Regions from separate parts of the Homo sapiens genome. Here regions 1, 2 and 3 are each linked to region 4. A link is a contact called in ENCODE Hi-C or POLR2A ChIA-PET data. All regions are on one chromosome and are shown on one strand. The core of a region is the stretch at or near the end of the contact, and the rest is flanking DNA. Distances in the headings are between cores, read along the strand shown.

Evidence for each region. A loop is a pair of places that touch in the nucleus more often than their neighbours do. ChIA-PET counts read pairs that join two places held with the same protein, here RNA polymerase II (POLR2A). Pooled maps may share reads with other maps.
Region 1: a loop to region 4 is called in a pooled map, with 7 times the contacts of the local background. The contact joins the enhancer-like site here to the promoter of PTGR3 in region 4. A Hi-C loop is called at or near these places in 8 of 50 pooled maps. POLR2A ChIA-PET finds 5 or more read pairs at or near these places in 2 of 52 experiments (CD8-positive, alpha-beta memory T cell and activated T-cell).
Region 2: a map of CD8-positive, alpha-beta T cell shows a loop between it and region 4 (14-fold over the local background). The contact joins the promoter of ZNF236 here to the promoter of PTGR3 in region 4. A Hi-C loop is called at or near these places in 8 of 168 maps with a recorded cell type or tissue (CD4-positive, alpha-beta T cell, CD4-positive, alpha-beta memory T cell, CD8-positive, alpha-beta T cell and 4 more), 13 of 37 single-sample maps with no recorded cell type and 21 of 50 pooled maps. POLR2A ChIA-PET finds 5 or more read pairs at or near these places in 2 of 52 experiments (B cell and GM12878).
Region 3: a map of ovary shows a loop between it and region 4 (2.9-fold over the local background). The contact joins the enhancer-like site here to the promoter of PTGR3 in region 4. A Hi-C loop is called at or near these places in 8 of 168 maps with a recorded cell type or tissue (IMR-90, MCF 10A, chondrocyte and 5 more) and 11 of 50 pooled maps. POLR2A ChIA-PET finds 5 or more read pairs at or near these places in 2 of 52 experiments (MCF 10A and common myeloid progenitor, CD34-positive).

What each region holds. Positions count from the first base shown.
Region 1 is chr18:77,099,042-77,103,378 of GRCh38, reverse strand. All of the region lies in intron 2 of MBP (myelin basic protein), which reads left to right. Among named protein-coding and RNA genes, the nearest start is that of MBP, 32 kb to the left of the region's middle. RefSeq lists a silencer at 1,139-1,258 and enhancers at 1,549-1,618, 1,709-1,838, 2,942-3,700, 3,503-3,722. Within about 2 kb of position 1,463, at least 38 of the 41 ENCODE cell types and tissues checked have a DNase peak (open chromatin) inside an H3K27ac peak, as active enhancers do.
Region 2 is chr18:76,820,037-76,824,267 of GRCh38, reverse strand. ZNF236 (zinc finger protein 236) reads right to left here and starts at 1,711. Exons shown (of 31, transcript NM_001306089.2): 1 at 1,606-1,711. The coding sequence starts at 1,660. It overlaps ZNF236-DT (ZNF236 divergent transcript), which reads left to right and starts at 1,973. Exons shown (of 3, transcript NR_040024.1): 1 at 1,973-2,252. RefSeq lists silencers at 1,080-1,819, 1,940-2,129, 3,827-3,906 and enhancers at 2,200-2,309, 2,350-2,429.
Region 3 is chr18:76,264,287-76,268,704 of GRCh38, reverse strand. No RefSeq gene overlaps it. Among named protein-coding and RNA genes, the nearest start is that of LINC01893, 57 kb to the right of the region's middle. RefSeq lists an enhancer at 2,196-2,695. Within about 2 kb of position 2,609, at least 14 of the 41 ENCODE cell types and tissues checked have a DNase peak (open chromatin) inside an H3K27ac peak, as active enhancers do; they include ovary and sigmoid colon, where a contact is called at or near this core.
Region 4 is chr18:75,207,845-75,211,837 of GRCh38, reverse strand. PTGR3 (prostaglandin reductase 3) reads left to right here and starts at 2,699. Exons shown (of 2, transcript NM_175907.6): 1 at 2,699-2,988. The coding sequence starts at 2,780. It overlaps TSHZ1 (teashirt zinc finger homeobox 1), which reads right to left and starts at 1,041. Exons shown (of 2, transcript NM_001308210.2): 1 at 1-1,041. RefSeq lists silencers at 1-47, 1,985-3,024, 3,050-3,225 and enhancers at 930-1,224, 2,264-3,194.

The sequences.
Region 1 (4,337 bases), core at 214-2,713, 1.9 Mb before region 4:
AGATGGGCCGGGGTGAGGGTCAGGGGAACCCCCGACTTACACCCAGATGCTTTAGAAATGTCCGCGGAATTGAACGGAATTGAATTTCAGTCTCCAGACCTCTTCGCTGAGGTCTGTAGTGCGTTTTTATTTAATAGTAATAATAAACTTGGAAGAAATGGGGCCTTCTCTGATTTGTACTTAATTTCTATGTCAGCCACATGAGTAATTTTCCATGATTTGCTTTCAAATCATCCATGGAAGGCGAGTAGGTGACTATATACTGTTCCTGTGTATATTTTATCTTGATTAAAGTGATAAACAGTATTTAGTTTCTTACCTAAGGATTTAGAAAGACTAATTTTATAAATATGTAAATGGTTCTAGTCAATGTTGAATGGGAGGGTGACTCATTATTTTGTTCAGCCCATACTTAAACTGTATTACTGATAATGTCAGCATTATAATTAGCAATAACAACCATAAATGTATTAAGTTACTAATTTATTAAGAACATGGCTTGGATACAGTATCTGCACCAGGAGGATTAAGTTTCACCTAAAGTGAAAGTGGAAAAAACAGCTCTGCTCAGAGGCCTCTAGGCTGTTAACACTGTTGGTATTTTAAGTCTTAGAATGACTGATTTGCAACTCCAGTTTCAAGAAACCTCTCTGTGGTGTACAGTTTCTTTCCTGTTGTTTGACGCTGTAAAACACCCACATATGTTTTTAATTTGTTTAATGCTATCAGAGTAAGATTTTGAGCCATAGCAAAGCCCATGCTGAGGCTTTTGTTTTCTGAAATCTCATGTTTAAAGTTCTGATCATTTAAAAACCTCAAAACTTGGAAATGTTAAAACTATGGTTCCTGTAGGTAGTTTTAAGAAGTAAGAGCTTTTTTTTCTTTCCTTTAAACTTGATGGGAAATATTTTGTGCCCTTCCAAGTACATGTACATGTTCTGTGATGCTGCATAGCTTAGTAGAGCATTAAACTTGAATCACAAAAGAAAACGTGACATGAGCTCCAGCCGTGTCACCTACCACTCTGCACATTTCTGTGTGTGATTCTGGGAGGCATTTTTCCCCCTTATGAGAGAGTCAAGGAAAGTTTCTGTCAGTTTCAGGTGCTGGTTACTGATCTGTCAGCAGGGAGGGCAGCTGCGGTGGGGGCTGCCCGGTCTACCCCACACACTGCCTCTGCCCCACTGCCCGGCCCAGGCTGCTGAGGGCCCCCTCCTTCCCACCCTGCTGCCACCTTCTCCACCTCTCCCCACCCACACTAGATGATTCTTTCCTCTGCTGTCATAGAGCCTGCGGCTGAGTGCTCTGATACAGATCCTGGTGATTTGTTTATCATCCGACTTCTTCCCCTCCTATATCAAGGAGGGAACTTTCCTCTCTCTGATGCCTCCGTCTCTAAGCCTGGAGCATCCCCAGCACATAACTGGCTTACAGATGTTCGAAAGAGTAAATGAATCATACCTATTTCCTAACTTCTTTTTCACATAAAAGCTCAGTTTCCTGAGCAGGCTTTAGGTGCCGTTGGCTGCTGGGGAGGTGGTGGGGAGGCCTCGTCTGTTGCCTGCAGGAGCTTCCAGTCTCCTTTGCAAGTTTTGCCCTCAGTGACTCAGGGCTTTGAAATTTGCTTCTCTCTCATCCCGAATAAGCCACGGCAGGATGTAAGAGGAAGAGAAACTAACTAAAGGGTTAACTGTGGAATGTCTCTGATTGGTGAAAAAAAGACACTTTTCTGGAGTTGCAGTGTTAGTCCACTCATATGGGGTGCAGGTCCCTGGTAACAAGTGGTTGAGCCACCTTCCTGGGCCAGTTGAGGGTCAGAACAGGAGACATCAGATTCAGGCAGAAGCACTCCGCCCATCAGAGGAGTGGGCAGCCTGCCCTCCTGACTCATGATTCACTCATGCGGATGGAGTGTAACTTCCTCCAGGCAGGCGCAGGTTCAGGGCACAGCGCTCCTTCTCAGAAACGAAGAAACTCCTGTTCTGCCTTTGACTCCCTGTGTTTTTTAAGTTGCAGGGAAATTTGGTTTCCAAATGGTCCTGCCTCACTAATTTACCAGCTTTCTATCACTCTGCCCATTTTGTATTTGGTTCTCCATCTTACTACAGAACTTGGCAGAACCCAAGAAGGAAAGGGTGCCAGCTGCCCTGGAGAACCCAGGGACGTGCCTCAATGCCAGGAGAGGGGCAGGGGGCAAGACCCACCCACAGAGGGATGCCCTGTCTTAGGCAGTCTTTGCCTGCCTGGCAGTCCTTGGTCCTTAGGACGTAAGACACTTGGCTTCACTGGCTACTGGAGGAATTCATTCCTTTTTGGCAGTGTGAATCAAAGGGGCTGGGCAGTTACCTTTGGGAGGGTCAGCAAGCGCTCAGAACGTGCCCATGTGCCAGGCTGCTTGTGGCTTTTGTCCCTCAGCTTTCTCTGAATGCTGTGGATCTGCTGAGCTGTGGGCTTACTCTTTGGGGTTTTCTGGTGATAGCTAAGCCTCCTGGGGATGATTCACTACATGTTCAAAACACCAAACGAGGCCAGGTGCGGTGGCCCACACCTGGAATCCCAGCACTGCGGGAGGCTGAAGCAGGCAGATTGCTTGAGCCTAGGAGTTCGAGACCAGCCTGGACAACAAAGTGAGACCTTATCTCTACAAAAAAATCAAAAAATTAGCTGGGCATGGTGCTGTGCACCTACAGTCCCAGCTACTCGGAAAGCTGAGGTGGAAAGATCACCTGAGCCTGGAGAGGTCGAGGCTACGGTGAGCCATGATCACACCACTGCACTCCAGCCTGGGCAACAGAGTAAGACCCTGTCTCAAAAAAAAGAAAAAACCACAAAACACACACACACACACACACACACACACACACACACACCCCAAATTCTATCTAGGCCAGCGCTAACACTGTATTAGTGCCTCCTGTGAGCCAGGGACTTTGCAGACATTGTCTACATTGTATGTTGTATGAGTTCTTGGGGCTGCCATAACAAAATAGCAGACTAGGTGGCTTAAAAGACCGACATTTCTTCTGTCACAGTCCAGAAGACTGGAAATCTGACAGCAAGGTGCCAAGGGTTGGTCTCCTCTGCAGCCTCTCCTTGGCTTGTAGAAAGCATCTTCTCTCTGTGTCCTCCAGTGGTCGTCTCTCTGTGTGTGTCTGTGTCCTAATCTCTGCTTAGAAGGACAGCATCACGTTGGCTCAGGGCCACCCTACTCCAGTGGGACCTCATCTTAATGTCATGGCCTCTTTAAAGGCACCATTTCCAAATGCAGTCACGTTGTGAGGCAGTGAGGTTTAGGACATCCACGTATAGATTCAGGAGGATCACAGTTAAGCTTATCACATGTGTTACTTGATAAACCCCAGCAGCGGCTGCACAATTAGAGTAGAGAAGGAAAGTCCTGGGATTGGCATTTGCCGCCATGTCTGACACCTCCTGGGGAACGGACTCCACACCAGCAGCCACACGCAGTCTCTGCCCTGTCCTCAGGAGACAGCAGACCTGGTTTCCCTTCTGCAGACCCTGGTTGGGCCCTTCCTGTGCAAGGTTCCTTCTTCCTGCCTCCTGCCACAGGCCCCAGCTGGCGGCTCCCCCCAGGGCAGGTGTGCATCTGCAGAGCGCTCATCTCCCACGTGCTGAGTCATGGCTTTGCGCAGCCCTCCCCATACTTAGGACCCTCAAAGGATCATCTTCATTCTCCCAGGCACTGAGTCGCAGAGCTGGGCCGGGCCTGCCCGAGGCCAGGTAGCCAATGGTGGGGAAGCCAGAGAGCAAAGCCAGGCCTGGAGCCCCAGGTGGCACAGCCGGGCAGAAACGATCCTTGCGTGGGAGCGTCAGTCTTCTCGTGGCCACAGGAAATGAGGAAAGAGACAGGGGAAATCATTTTAATGTCATGTCTTTTCTTTAACCTAAGAAACCTCAAATGTCATGTAAGCATAGAATCCATATAAAAATTGTTCATGAAATGGTTAACAATTCTTCTCCCATGAAGTCCTCACACTCTAGGATATATTTTATCTCATGGTGCAGTGTGGCCTGGCTACGTCTCAGGTGCTAGGTGGCCACACGTGGCTGGGACCGTAGGTCTGGGCAGCACAGCTCCAACCCTGGCCGTGCCCACGCCCCCTGCCATCTATAGCCAGGCAGAACACACTGAGACCCCCCGTATAGTGTACGTCATGCAGTTCACCATCCCCTTTGTGCATGGTACCCATTGCTCGTTAAATAAGCACTTTCTAAAGAAGTCAGAAAAAATTGTAAATTACCAATATTTTTCCCTGAGAGATGCTTACAGGTCCAATGTTTCACACACTCCCCCTCCCCTTGTATGAAGTGAGTTG
Region 2 (4,231 bases), core at 462-2,961, 1.6 Mb before region 4:
AAGAATTCCTGGTTTGGTGTGGCCTATGAATAAGTTTACATTGATTCCTACCCATTACCTCTTTCTTCCTAAACACAAAATTAACACAATCCTTTGTAGTTTCCAGGCCCGACCTTTCTCTGGGGCACCTGTGTTGTTTGGTCACAAGCTCTTTAATGAGCCTCAGTTTACTCATCCCCAAGAAAAGGGGAACACTTGAGTCACTAAGCTAAACAGTTAAATAAAAATCAACGGCAGTCAAGGTATAACCCACCGACTCCCATAGGGAGTCCTAGGCGCCCACTCCCCCTTAGAACCCCCTTCAAAACCCTTTCCAAACGCGGAGCGCCGCTCCAGTTGCACGGGTGACCAGGACCAGGGACCAGGCCTGCAGGGGGAGACTCGCGTCCAAGGCCGCACGGGAACCACGGCGCCCGCGAGAAAAAGCGCGGCGCCCCCTACCCCACTGCCCTCGACCTGGGAACCGCGGCACCGGCGAGTGCGCCCCGATCCCCCTGCGCAGGAAAGTCCGTTCCTCAAGCTCCGGGCTGGGGCTTTGGAAGGCAAGTCAATTCCTGACTGCTGGAAGGGCCAGGGTCTGGGGGTGCCCGGTTGTGTGTCTGCCTGCTCTTAAATTCTGGGCCTTTCTCCTTCCTTGGAAAACAAAATCTGAGTTATTTCATGACTTTAGCAAAGTACCATGGAGAATAAATTACTGGGGAAAACACTTCCTGACGCCTACTGTGTGCACGATCTAGCGCTCCCCACATAACACTGATGCCTACTGTATGCACGACCCACAGCGCTCTCCAGAAGCTCCAGGTTCAAGCTACCCGGATCACAATGGTGCCTACTGTTTGCACGACCCACAGCGCTCTCCAGATGCCCAGGGTTCCAGCCCCCCGGATCACAATGGCGCCTACTGTATGCACTACCCACAGCGTCTGCAGAGGCTCAGGGTTCAAGTTCCCGGATCACAATGGCGCCTACTGTATGCACGCCCCACAGCGCGCCCCAGATAACACTGGAGCACACTGTGTGCACGACCCTGCGCTTCCCGGACAACGCTGGCGCCTACTGTGTGCACGACCCCGCGCTCCACGGCCTCCCTGTGGGCCGAGCCCAACGTCCCCGGGGCAGCCGGCGCCGCGCAGGGTCGGGCGGGGGCGCCGTCCGGGAGGAGCCCGGGGCGCGGTATCCGCAGGCCCGGGCTCTGGCCAGGCCGCCTCCCCAGCGCGCCCCGCGGCCCTCCGGCCCCGGGACGGAACACGGGGCGGCCACTTTCCCTCAAGTTCAGCGCGGGCCGCGGCAGGGCCAGCGGGGGCAGGGCGCGCGCAGGAGGCGGCCGCCTGCTCCCTCACCCGCCTCCCGCCTCCCGCCTCAGCCGCCGCCCGGCCCAGGAAAGTAGGCCCAGCGCGCGGAGGGGCCGGGCGGCGACTCGCCCGTATCATTCCGCCCGCGCTGCGGCCCGCCCGGCCAGTCGGCGGCGGCGGCGGCCCGGGTCTGCGCGGCCCCCGCCCCCGCCCCGCCGCTCCCGGCGCCCCCCGCGCCGCATCCGGGGACTGGCAGGGCGCGGGCCCCGCACCGGCCGCCGGCGGGGCGCGAGGGCGCGGCCGCGGGCCTTACCGGAGTCGCCGCGCGCCTTGCTCTCCCTGGGCTTCGGGGGGCGGCCCCGCGGCATCGTCGGCGGCCCGGCTCGCACCCACACCCACTCACACTCACACTCACACTCACACGCGGCGGCGGGGGCGCGCACGCGCGGGCACCGGGGCGGGGGCGCGCCCAGCCGGCGCTAGAGGCGGGCGGAGCTGCCCGGCGGCGGGCGGCCCGGTCCGAGCGCCGCCGGGCTCACGGGGGAAAGGCGCCTGAACGCGCGCACCGGAGCGCTCGAACCGCGCCGGCCTTGGCAGGTTCCATGGCCCGCGGGCCGCGGTGGGGGCGTTGGGCGCGGGCGCGGGCGCGGTGGGGGCGGGGGCGGCGGCGGGGCGCATGCGCGGCGCCGCGGGGCCTTAGCGGACGGAGGGGAGCGCGGGGGTCACCGGGCCGGGCCGGCAGCCCTAGAGCTCGGCCTGGCGGGGACCCTGGGCCAGCCCCGCGCCTCCGTGGCCCGGGCGTCTCGTGCGTGTCCGCGAACTCGCGTGCGCGCGTCACCTCGGACCGCAGCATGGCTCGGAGGGCGGCCCTACTCGCGCCGCCCTAGTGCTGCGAAGGGCCTCGGAGCCCAAACCCGGAACCGCCATCTGGGACTGGGAAGACGACATGGCCAGAAGCCGGTAATGTTCCTTTCCCTGGGGGCAGTGCATTAAAATGGACCATTTCACGTGTGCTGGTCTTGTGTGTTGTTGCCTGCGCTAACTTACACGAAGTGGCAACAGGAACAGGCAGCGCAGCACCCGAGCGCCGGGTGGAGAGGCCGGCCGAGCCCGGGGAAAGCGACCTTACTCTGTCACCTGGGCTGGAGTGCAGTGGCGCAAATTAAAGTGTGCAGTTTGATACATCTTGACACATGTATACACTGTGAAACCATCATCACAATCAACAGTGAAGATGTTCCTCCCGTCTCTCTGTAACCCTTTCCTCTCTCCCTCCTTCCCTCCTCCCCCTCCCACCCATCTGCTTTTTGTCACTATAGTTTGAATTTCCTGGAGTTTTTAAATATCTTTTTATACAGACTGGGTCTCGCTTGCTCTGTCACCCAGGCGGGAGTGCAGTGACACGATCGGGACCCACTGTAGCCTCAAACTCCTGCCCTTAAGCAATCCAACTGCTTCAGCCTCCCGAGTAGCTGAGACTGCAGGTGAGGACCGCCATGTCTAGCTTTTTGTTTTTTTTTAAACATATGGGGTCTCTCTGTGTTGCCCAGCCTGCTCTGGAACTCCTAGCTTCAATTGACCCTCTGCCTCAGCCTCCCAAAGTGTTGGGATTGCAGATGTGAGCCACTGTGCCCAACCTGTTTTTCTTGGTGTTTTATATAAATGGAATTGTATCGCACGTAATCTTTAGGGAAGTGGGGGCTGTTCATTGAGCATAATTATGTTGGAATTCATCTATATATTGATAAATATTTTAAGTGCTTTTTATTGCTGAGCGGTGTCTAGGAGTCATTCTTGCTTACCCTTTCCCACTGCAGCCTTCACTCAATCTCATCAAAGATCTAGCTCCAATATATAAACCAAATCCAAGCCATTCCCACGTATATTACCCCTGAGCCATGCTCTCTCACCTAGATTACAGATACAGCCTAGTACCTGGTCATCCTCCAATCAGTTTTGTCTACAGCCATGCGAGTCTTCTCTCTATGCCTTAAATAAGACAAATGTATTCCAGCTCTTTTGAATATTTCCAATTGTGAAATGTTCCTCTTTATTTCTAATAATGCTTGCTATTGTCAACTTTGCCTCATATGTAAATAACACCACCAGCTTTCTTTCCTGTGTGTACCTTTAGAGTTAAGTGAGTTTAAGAAGTGTGTGTGTGGCCGGGCGCGGTGGCTCACGCCTGTAATGCCAGCACTTTGAGAGGCCGAGGCGGGCGGATTACGAGGTCAGGAGATTGAGACCATCCTGGCTAACACGGTGAAACCCCATCCCTACTAAAAATACAAAAAAAAAAAAAAAAAAAACTTGGCCGGGCGTGGTGGCGGGCGTCTGTATTCCCAGCTACTCGGGAGGCTGAGGCAGGAGAATGGCGTGAACCCGGGAGGCGGAGCTTGCAGTGAGCCGAGATCCCGCCACTGCACTCCAGCCTGGGCGACAGAGCGAGACTCCGTCTCAAAAAAAGAAGTGTGTGTGTATGATGTTTGTTTGTTTGTTTGTTTTTAAGACAGGGTCAGGCTCTGTTGCCCCGGCTGGAATGCGGTGACGCTGTCTCTGCCTACTGCACTCTCTGCCTCCCCGGCTCAAGTGATCCTCCCACCTCAGCACCCCAAGTAGCTGGGACTGTAGGTGCTCACCACTATGCCTAGCTAATTTTTTGTGGACATGGGGTTTCACCATTTTGCCCAGGCTAGTGTCAATCTCCTGAGTTTACCTGGCTTCCCAAAGTGCTGAGATTACAGGCATGAGCCACCGGACCTGGCCAAGTATTTTTTTTTAAATCCAATTTGATAATCTTTATCTTGAATGAGAGTGGTGGCTCCCAAATTTGCTGCACTTTAGAATGATCTGGAAAGCTTTTAAAAGTCCCAATGCCCTGTTCATACCTCACATCCATAAATCTGACAGGAATGGGAACCATGCATTGGTGTTTCGTT
Region 3 (4,418 bases), core at 1,360-3,859, 1.1 Mb before region 4:
GGGTGGATCACCTGAGGTCAGGAGTTCATGACCAGCCAGACCAACATGGCAAAACCCCATCTCTACTAAAAATACAAAAATTAGCCAGGCGTGGTGCCTTGCATCTGTAATCCCAGCTACTCAGGAGGCTGAGGCAGGAGAATGGCTTGAACCTGGGAGGTGGAGGTTGCCGTGAGCCGAGATTGTGCCACTGCACTCCAGCCTGGGAGACAGAGTGAAACTCCGTCTCAAAAAAAAAAAAAAAATTGCTAAACCTTACTTTCATCATTTGTCATACAAGCCTAGCATTGCCACCCTCTGTCTTGCAGCAAAGATGAAACGGAGGGAAGTGTATTAGCTACATGGCATACACATTGCTTTTGAGTTGATTCTTACTAAATTGTAATAGAAAGCAACAACTTAGAACATTGAATTGTTTAAACTCTTGTGAAAGTCTAACTTAGAATCTTTTATAAAATAATGTTGTAAAAAGAATATAGAAGACAAAATTTTAGTCCTTGATTCATTACAGCTGGGAGATTTGAGGCAACGTATTTACTTCTCTGTGGCTTCTGCTGAAAATACTAACCATGCTGGGTTCTTTGGATTAACTCAGGTACATGAAAGAACCTTACTTTTAGTAGCGCTGAAACGAGATTCCAACTAAAATGATAAATCCTCGTTGCTTTCTGTTTATTTTGTACCTTTAATAGCATCCTTTGCGGTCAGGGGGAAGATGCTGGAATTCCCATTTTGCAGTCAAAGCAACAGAAACTCAGAGAAATTTATCTGCATCCCCAGTATCCCCTAATAGGTAAGGGGTGTCAAGCCACTTCACTGCCCAGGTAGCTTTCTATATTTACTTCTTCTTTTTTTTTTTTGAGCCAGGGAGCCAGGGTCTGATTCTGTTGCTTAGGCTGGAGTGCAATGGTGCGATCTCAGCTCACTGCAACCTTTGCCTCCTGGGTTCAAGTGATTCTTGTGCCTCAGCCTCCTGAGTAGCTGGGATTACAGGTGTGTGCCACCATGCCCGGTTAAGTTTTGTATTTTTAGTAGAGACGGTTTCACCATGTTGGCCAGGCTTGACCACAAGTGATCCTCCTACCTTGGCCACAAGTGATCCGCCTACCTTGGCCTTGCAAAGTGTTGGGTTTACAGGCGGGAGCCACTGTGCCCGGCTTTACATTTACTTTTTCATGGGCCCTTTGGTTTCCTTGACTTGTGGCACTCCACACCTTTTGTTGGGAGTGTGACAGACAGTGTTCACTGAGCACCCAGGGCCCTGGCCCCACATCAGATCTGTAATGTTTGATCATCCAAGTCACTTGCCCTCTGAAGACCTCTCTGATGCCTTTGCCCCTCACAGTTGCTCTCATTGACTTCACCATCCTGGCCAGTACTTCCTACTGGCATCCATTGGCTTCCGTTTTTAATTGCATGTGTCACGTTTTTGGTAATTTATTATATAGAATTATTGCTTCCACTAATGGTTCTTGAGGGCTCTTTGGCCTCTATCAAGAACATTCTTTTGTTTTGTTTATGGACAGAGACTATGCCCTAGGCTTCTACAGCTCTTGGTGGCTAACCCTCTTTGACCTATAGAAGGTGCATGGGAAACACTTCCAAAAGGGACACAGAATTCATTCGGAAACTCGGCTCCTGTCCAGGAGGTTTGAAGAGAAGTGTGGGTGCTCAGTGAGGTAGGCTGATGAGCCAGGGCCTAATGGAAGCCTTTGTGCAATGGAAGCATTTCTACAATCATTAGGCTTCTCTTACCACGCAATGCCATCAGCAACATTTGAAGAACTCAGACTCATGTGAATTCTGGATCCTCCAAAGACACATGCAGGGGCAACACTACTCCTCCAGTGAGTGCCACTTGTGCTGCCACATGAGCAAAAATTGACCGGGGACGCTCCGCTGTTCTCTGCCCTGAGCTGCGCCATCGTTGGCACCTGCCCCAGGCTTTCCCGTGAAGTCCTTTTGTCAGTTCCCTAATTCTTCCTTGCTCTTCCTTGAACATTTCCAGTTTGAACATATATAGTAAAAACTAAGATTTCTTTTCTACATACAGGTTTTGTTTGTTCCTTTACAGGTAAAAATTAAAGAATTAAGCTGGACACGAAAATCCTAATCATATGAGCGTGTTCCCTTCCCTTCCCTTCCTCCCTCCCTTCCTTAAAAAGAATTAAGCTGGATATGGAAATACCAATCATATGAGAGTGTTTCCTCCCTCCCCCTTCCCTTCCCTTCTCCTTCCTTCCTTTCCTTTCTTCCTCCCTCCCTTCCTTCTCCTTCCTCTTCCTTCCTTCCTTTCCTTCCTCCCTCCCTTCCTTCTCCTTCCTCTTCCTTCCTCCCTCCCCTTCTTCTCCTTCCTTCCTTTCCTTCCTTCCTCCCTCCCTTCCTTCTCCTTCCTTCCTTCTTTCCTTTCTTCCTTCTTTGCATCCTCCCTCCCTCTCTCCCTCCCTTCCTTCCTCCTTTTCTCTGTCCCTCCTTTTTCTTTTCTTTCTTCTTCTGCTTGTTTTTGCCAGACGTAGATGAAACAGAAAGTAACTGGAAATTTCATAAGCCTCTGATTTCCTGATCTCAGTAACAAATCATGCGGTGCTCTCCGGCTTCTCGGGGAGGAGGCTGGAGCCTGGGCTGCCCCTCCGCCCTGCCTGAGAGCTGCTGGACTGTGCTTCCTGGAGACGGCCTTAGCGAGGGGCTGACTGAAGCTGGGCCCTGGCCCATGTTTCTGTGGGTGCGGGGGGCCTGGGCGGTGGCATTGCCCAGCCAGTGGCCCAGCTTCAGCTTGCTTCCTGGGATTTCACAGGATTTCTGTTCTAAACATGACCATAGGTAGCACAATAAGCATTATTTCCCCCTTGGAAAACTCCTTGCCTCCACCCTCCCCTCTGCCTGCCCCTGCTCCCAAGCAATCATCCTGTGAGTCTCTGCTAATGGTGCTTCAGAGAAAGATCAAAGTTTCACAGATAAGTGTTCTTTTACACAATGTTCCTGACACTCCATTTGGTAAACAGGAATTTTTTTTTTTTTTTTTTTTTTTTTTTTTTTTGCTTAAAAGAACATATAAGCATGCCAAGTGAGATGGATCTCTTGCATTTTCTCATCTTTGACTGCAGTACTTGTGCAGAGTCCAATCCTAGCACTGCCCCAAAACAACCAAACTTGGCCTGTTTTGCACATGGAGAAAAAAAGTTTGTAGAAAAATGTAAGAAATAATGCCAAATGGAAGCTGGAGGCTGGTAAGCATCTCAGACGTCCATCTCTGGCATTGGATGGCAGTCTTGTTTTCTCTTTAAATAATGTTTTTGAAATAACCTCTTACAAAACTTCTTTCTGCTCAGTGCCTTCCTAACAAATAAGGGAATACTGTCCCCCATCTCTGACCTTTCTTCACAAAAGAAAATGCCCGATAAACAAAAACACAAAACAAAAGGGGACTTAAGTCCCCCATAGTTCCTGTTACAGCTTCTCCAAAAATATGGGCTCATCAGCAACACAGATATAAAACCAAAGGCTCCATTTAACACCGTGAGGATGGATCTTTAGGATCTTTCCTTTCTTTTCTTGGTAATTGCAAACAGATTGTGATGACTGTCGGGAACGGAGGCTTTTTCTTCCCAGGCGTGGTGATGGCCGAGCCTGAGAGCCTGTGAGATAGTTGTGAGCTGACGAGGGGCTCTTGAGCAGGCTGGAGTGCGCTGTCTACGCAGTCACCACCTGATGCCCTATTTTCAGGAACGTGTGTGTGTTTACTTTGTACAACAGCAGGCAGCGTCCCTGACTTTGGGTGAAATGGCCATTTCAGGTACTACAGGGCAGATATTTGTCCTCACCTTTGTTTCTCCTGGGCCTCCATGGGGATGCTGTGGACAGGGTGCTGGGATGAAAAGCATTCTGCAAGACGCGTGCTCGTCCATCTGATCTCCTGCCCTCCTGGGCGCTCTGGGAAACTCCCTTGGTTTTCTTCTTGCCTGACTGGCAGCAGTTTTGAAGACTTTGCTTTCTAAACCTTGGGACAGGACTTTGCTCCCTAGAACGGAGAGCCTTAGGAAGAGGACTTCCTGAGGGGACGGCACAGGAGATGGAGGTTCAAAGGCCCAACTGGTGCATCCACCACGTCCGCCTCTCAGGATGCCTGCCTTGCCCTCTGCCCTGCCCTCCACCCTGCCCTCCGCCCTGATGCCTGTTACTTCCCTGCCACCAGAAGTTGCCAAGATGGGCTGAAGCAGCTGGAGCAGCTGAATGGAGGACAAGCCTCTTCATTCCTTCACTGATCCATTACCGGGATGTTTAAATGCTTTCTGAATCTCCTTGGCCCAGTTCTGGTCGCTTAGGAACAGAAAAGCGTTGCTTTTAGCCCGCTGCATTTAACTTCCGTTACTCTTTGCACGAGTCTTTTGTATGTTTGCCAAAGAGGGAAGTTCTGACAC
Region 4 (3,993 bases), core at 1,450-3,949:
GAGTTCGCGGGGCGCGGGGACGCGGGGCCCCGGGCGCGGGCGCAACTCCGCGGCGCGCCCAACTTTGGCCTCGTCCCCGCGGGCTCCGGGCTCCGGGCGCGCCGCGGACCGCGGGGAGCCGCTCGCATGGACCGCCGCGCCCGGGGCCGCTCAGGAGGCGGCGGCGGCGGCCGCGCGGCCCGCTTCCCGGCGCCGGGCTGCGGGCGGAGCGCGCGGGGCCTGGGCGCCGAGCCCGGAGTCATCCCCGGCGCGGGCCGCGGGCGCAGCAGCGGGCGCTCGGCGGGCCGGCCCGCGGCCCGCGCTCCATGCTGCCGCCTCCCCGCCGCCGCGCTGCTGCTGGGCGGGCGCTCCTCCCGGCGCGCCGCTCCGGGCGCTCCCCTGCGCCTTCTTCCGCGAGCCGAGAGTCGCCGAGCGCAACTTTCTCTCCCCCTCTCTCCTCGCTGTTTGGGGGTCGCGGCGAGTGTTTTTAGTGCGCGGGTCGCAGCTTTCTCATTGTGCGCCAGCGAGGCCGATGCAGGCTGTCCTTTTCCTCCCCGCACTTAGTCTAAGAGGAAGAAAGCAAACAAGACAGAGGAGTGAAGCCCCCGTACATACATGCGCCGGGGGGAGATGTCAGGCGCTGCTCCACCTTCCAAACAGTCACAGATCAAACAGTGTCACCCCGCCGGAGCGCCACTTGGTGCCCCGCGCTTCCACCCGGGGGGCTTGGCCGCCAGGATCGCCGCTTCTTCCAATGCGAAATCTAATGCAAACACATTTTGATCATGGATTTTTGGCCGGTCTTGATCTTCCAACAGAAAAAAATTTGAAAAATACACAAAAAGCACCCCCCCCTCCAAGAAAAAAAAAAGGCAACAACAACCCGGAGAGTGTGTGCAAAGGGGGTGAAGAGCAGACATTCACTGGGTGGGCGAGATGAGCGTGGACTGTCCCCCCCCCCCTCAAACTCCTGGGAGAGAGGGAGATGCACTCTCGCTCTCTCCTCTTTTCAGTGAAATATAACACACATTCGGATCGCAGAGCTTTCAGACAGTCTCAACTGATAGACAGACACATCGAGCTGCTTTTCCTGCTTCAGTTTTTACTCCTCCTCCTCTCGCCAACGTCACCCTGACAATTACAAATAGGTCTCTCACAAACCATACCTGTCAATCTTTTTAATTGCTTTGTTTTCTTTTTTTCGGAGCTAAACAATATGACAAAAAAAAGAAATCTTAATACAGCATAACATAAAAGATTGTACATTGGAGGAATTCATTCAGTGTTGTTATTGTAACCCACTGGCTGATACCGGGTAAAACCCATATGCTCTAAGTTAAGTAGACATTAGTTCCTGCAGATTTTTAAACCTGTTAGTTCCCCCCCAACACACACACATACACATACACACACTTGCACATTCATACACACGCAACCACGTGCATCCAAACTACCCTTGGGTGAAGCATGTCCTACATTTGGGGGGAAAAATATCTGTGTCGCTTTTGCAATCTCAGGTTGGGGGGTTAGATTTGGCTGGGGAGGAGCCCAGAGTAGCTTTTATATTTTGGTAATTCGTGGGTAACTGAAAAGCAAGATATTTTTAAAATTAAATTTTACAATTTAAATAAAAATGTAAAGATGGACTTAGTTCATCACAGAAAAGTGTGGAAATATTTAATTTGGCCCCTCTATAAAAAGTGAATTGACATTTGGTCCATGCACGCCAGTAGGGAGAAAACGGACACGATGGAACGACAGATCTTTCTAGCTGGGTTCGAAAATGAGGTCCTCACACAGCAGTGCAACGTCTCCAATTCAGTTAAGTCCCTCGGCATCCCCACGTAGAACTTTAAAATGTGTCTGTGCTCTGGGAATTTGGCCTTCTGGTTTTCTATATGTGTGTTCTCTCCCAATGGGAAACCTGTAACAGTCTTGTAGATCTACTTAAAACATTCATGGAAAAACATGAAATCTAGGCCAAAATAAATAAAATGGCTTAGTTCCTGCAACTTGCATGGGACAGACCGTGGACAGAAAGCACGCGCAAGGGGTTCCGGGGACAGGAAGCCACCAGCCTGGGGAGCGGGAGGCACTGGACATTTCCCCGCCCCGCGGTCGGTACGGGTGCGCGTGCGGCAGCGGCGGCAGGGGCTCCCCGCCCTGCCCGGGGTCCCCGGTCGTGCCCCGCCGCCCGGGCCGCGCTCGGGGTTGATTCGTACCACCTTGCAAGGAAGTGAACGCTTCGCACGGGAAGGGGAGGCGCCTGCGCCGGCCGCCGCGCAGCTCCGGGGACGCCCGGGGCTGCCGCCGGCTCGGGGCCGCAGACGACCGCGGGACGCGCGAGTCCCCCGTCCCCCCTTGCCCGCCGTCCCCCCCGCCACCCTTGCCCGAGAGGAGTCAAATCCGGCTTTTAGAGCTCGGGGAGGGTGGGGATATCCGGTGCCTCTCCCGCGCCAGGAGGAAGGGGGAGGGCGGAGAGGATCCTTGGCCAGTCTGCGCCGAGCAGATTCAAACCAAAACAAAAAGATTAAAGGAGCAGCGGCCGGGGCGGCAGCGGTCCCCAGGCCGGGACACCCGGGGTGGTGCGCCCGGGTTCGCGGGGGCTGCGCCGGCGCCGGGGAGGCGGGGGGAGCGGGAGCGGGCGACGCGGGGAAGGGGGGAGCCAGGGGGAGGGCGCCGGCCGGAGGAGGGGCGGACCCGCCCGCCCTAGCCGAGCAGAGCACAGCCGAGCCGAGCGGCCCGGGCGGGGGCCGACCCCGGCCAGCGTCGGCGCAGAGAGCGGGCGGAGGCGCAGGCCATGCTGCGGCTGGTGCCCACCGGGGCCCGGGCCATCGTGGACATGTCGTACGCCCGCCACTTCCTGGACTTCCAGGGCTCCGCCATTCCCCAAGCCATGCAGAAGCTGGTGGTGACCCGGCTGAGCCCCAACTTCCGCGAGGCCGTCACCCTGAGCCGGGACTGCCCGGTGCCGCTCCCCGGGGACGGAGACCTCCTCGTCCGGAACCGGTGAGCCCGGCGCCCCCCAACCCCACGCCCCCGTTCTCGCCCCGGGCTCGCGCCGCGCCGCGCCGCTCCCGCAGTCCCCAGCCCGCCCGCGTGCCCACACTCCGGCGCGCGCTCGGGCGCACAGCCTGAGTTTGCGAGATCCCGGGAAGTTGAACCCGCCGCCATCTGGCGAAGGCGAATGTGATGTGACTGTTGCTGGTGTGAATATCCGATGCCACCGAACGTCCTCATAACTGAGGGTTATTTTAATTTGGGATTCCCCTCCCCTCCTCCAGCCCTCCCTCCTCCCCCTCCCGCTCCCGAAATAAAACCGACGGGACCCAGAAGGGGAGGCTCCCCGCCGGGCCGCCCGCGCGCACCCACAGTTCCTGCGTTGACATAATCTTTAGGGTGGAGCGGGAGCAGCCTGGACGCAAACTGCGACGTTTAGGTAAACGTGCTTCGGAGGAAGGAGGCTGGGACCCGGCTGGCTTTCCCTGTTCCCTCCAGGTTGGCAGCCGCCTCGCAGTGGCGGAGCCTGTCGTTGGATGTGTGGGTGTGCACCTCGCCGGTGTTGTCTGCGTGCTGTCAGTGCAGTGTGACTGTTGTCTGTCCCCTGAGTGTTAACGACCGCCGCGTGGCGCGTGTCCCGGGCAGCTGGGCCAGGGTCGGGGTGGGGGCATGGCTGCCTTTGCCGGCACGTTTTGCAGACATTCAGGTGACACCGGGTTGTTGCGAGACCTTCTGGCTTTTCCATTCCCCGCGCTCCCCACCGTCGTGTTTCCGCCTCACTCATCTTTAGTAACTGGCGAAGCAACAGGGAGGAAACGGACCTCACTCTTTATCGGAGCCATGCCCGCTTAGGTCTTTGCTCCGTGGGTCCCTGGCTGCCCGACTTGACTGGCAAGGCGCTCCTCTATGCCCTCTGCAGAGGCCTGCAAAGTCCCATCGAAATGTTTACGGTGCTGCATGTGTCAAGTTGAATAATAATATCGAAAGGGAGGAGTAAGTTCTGACTGTAACTAT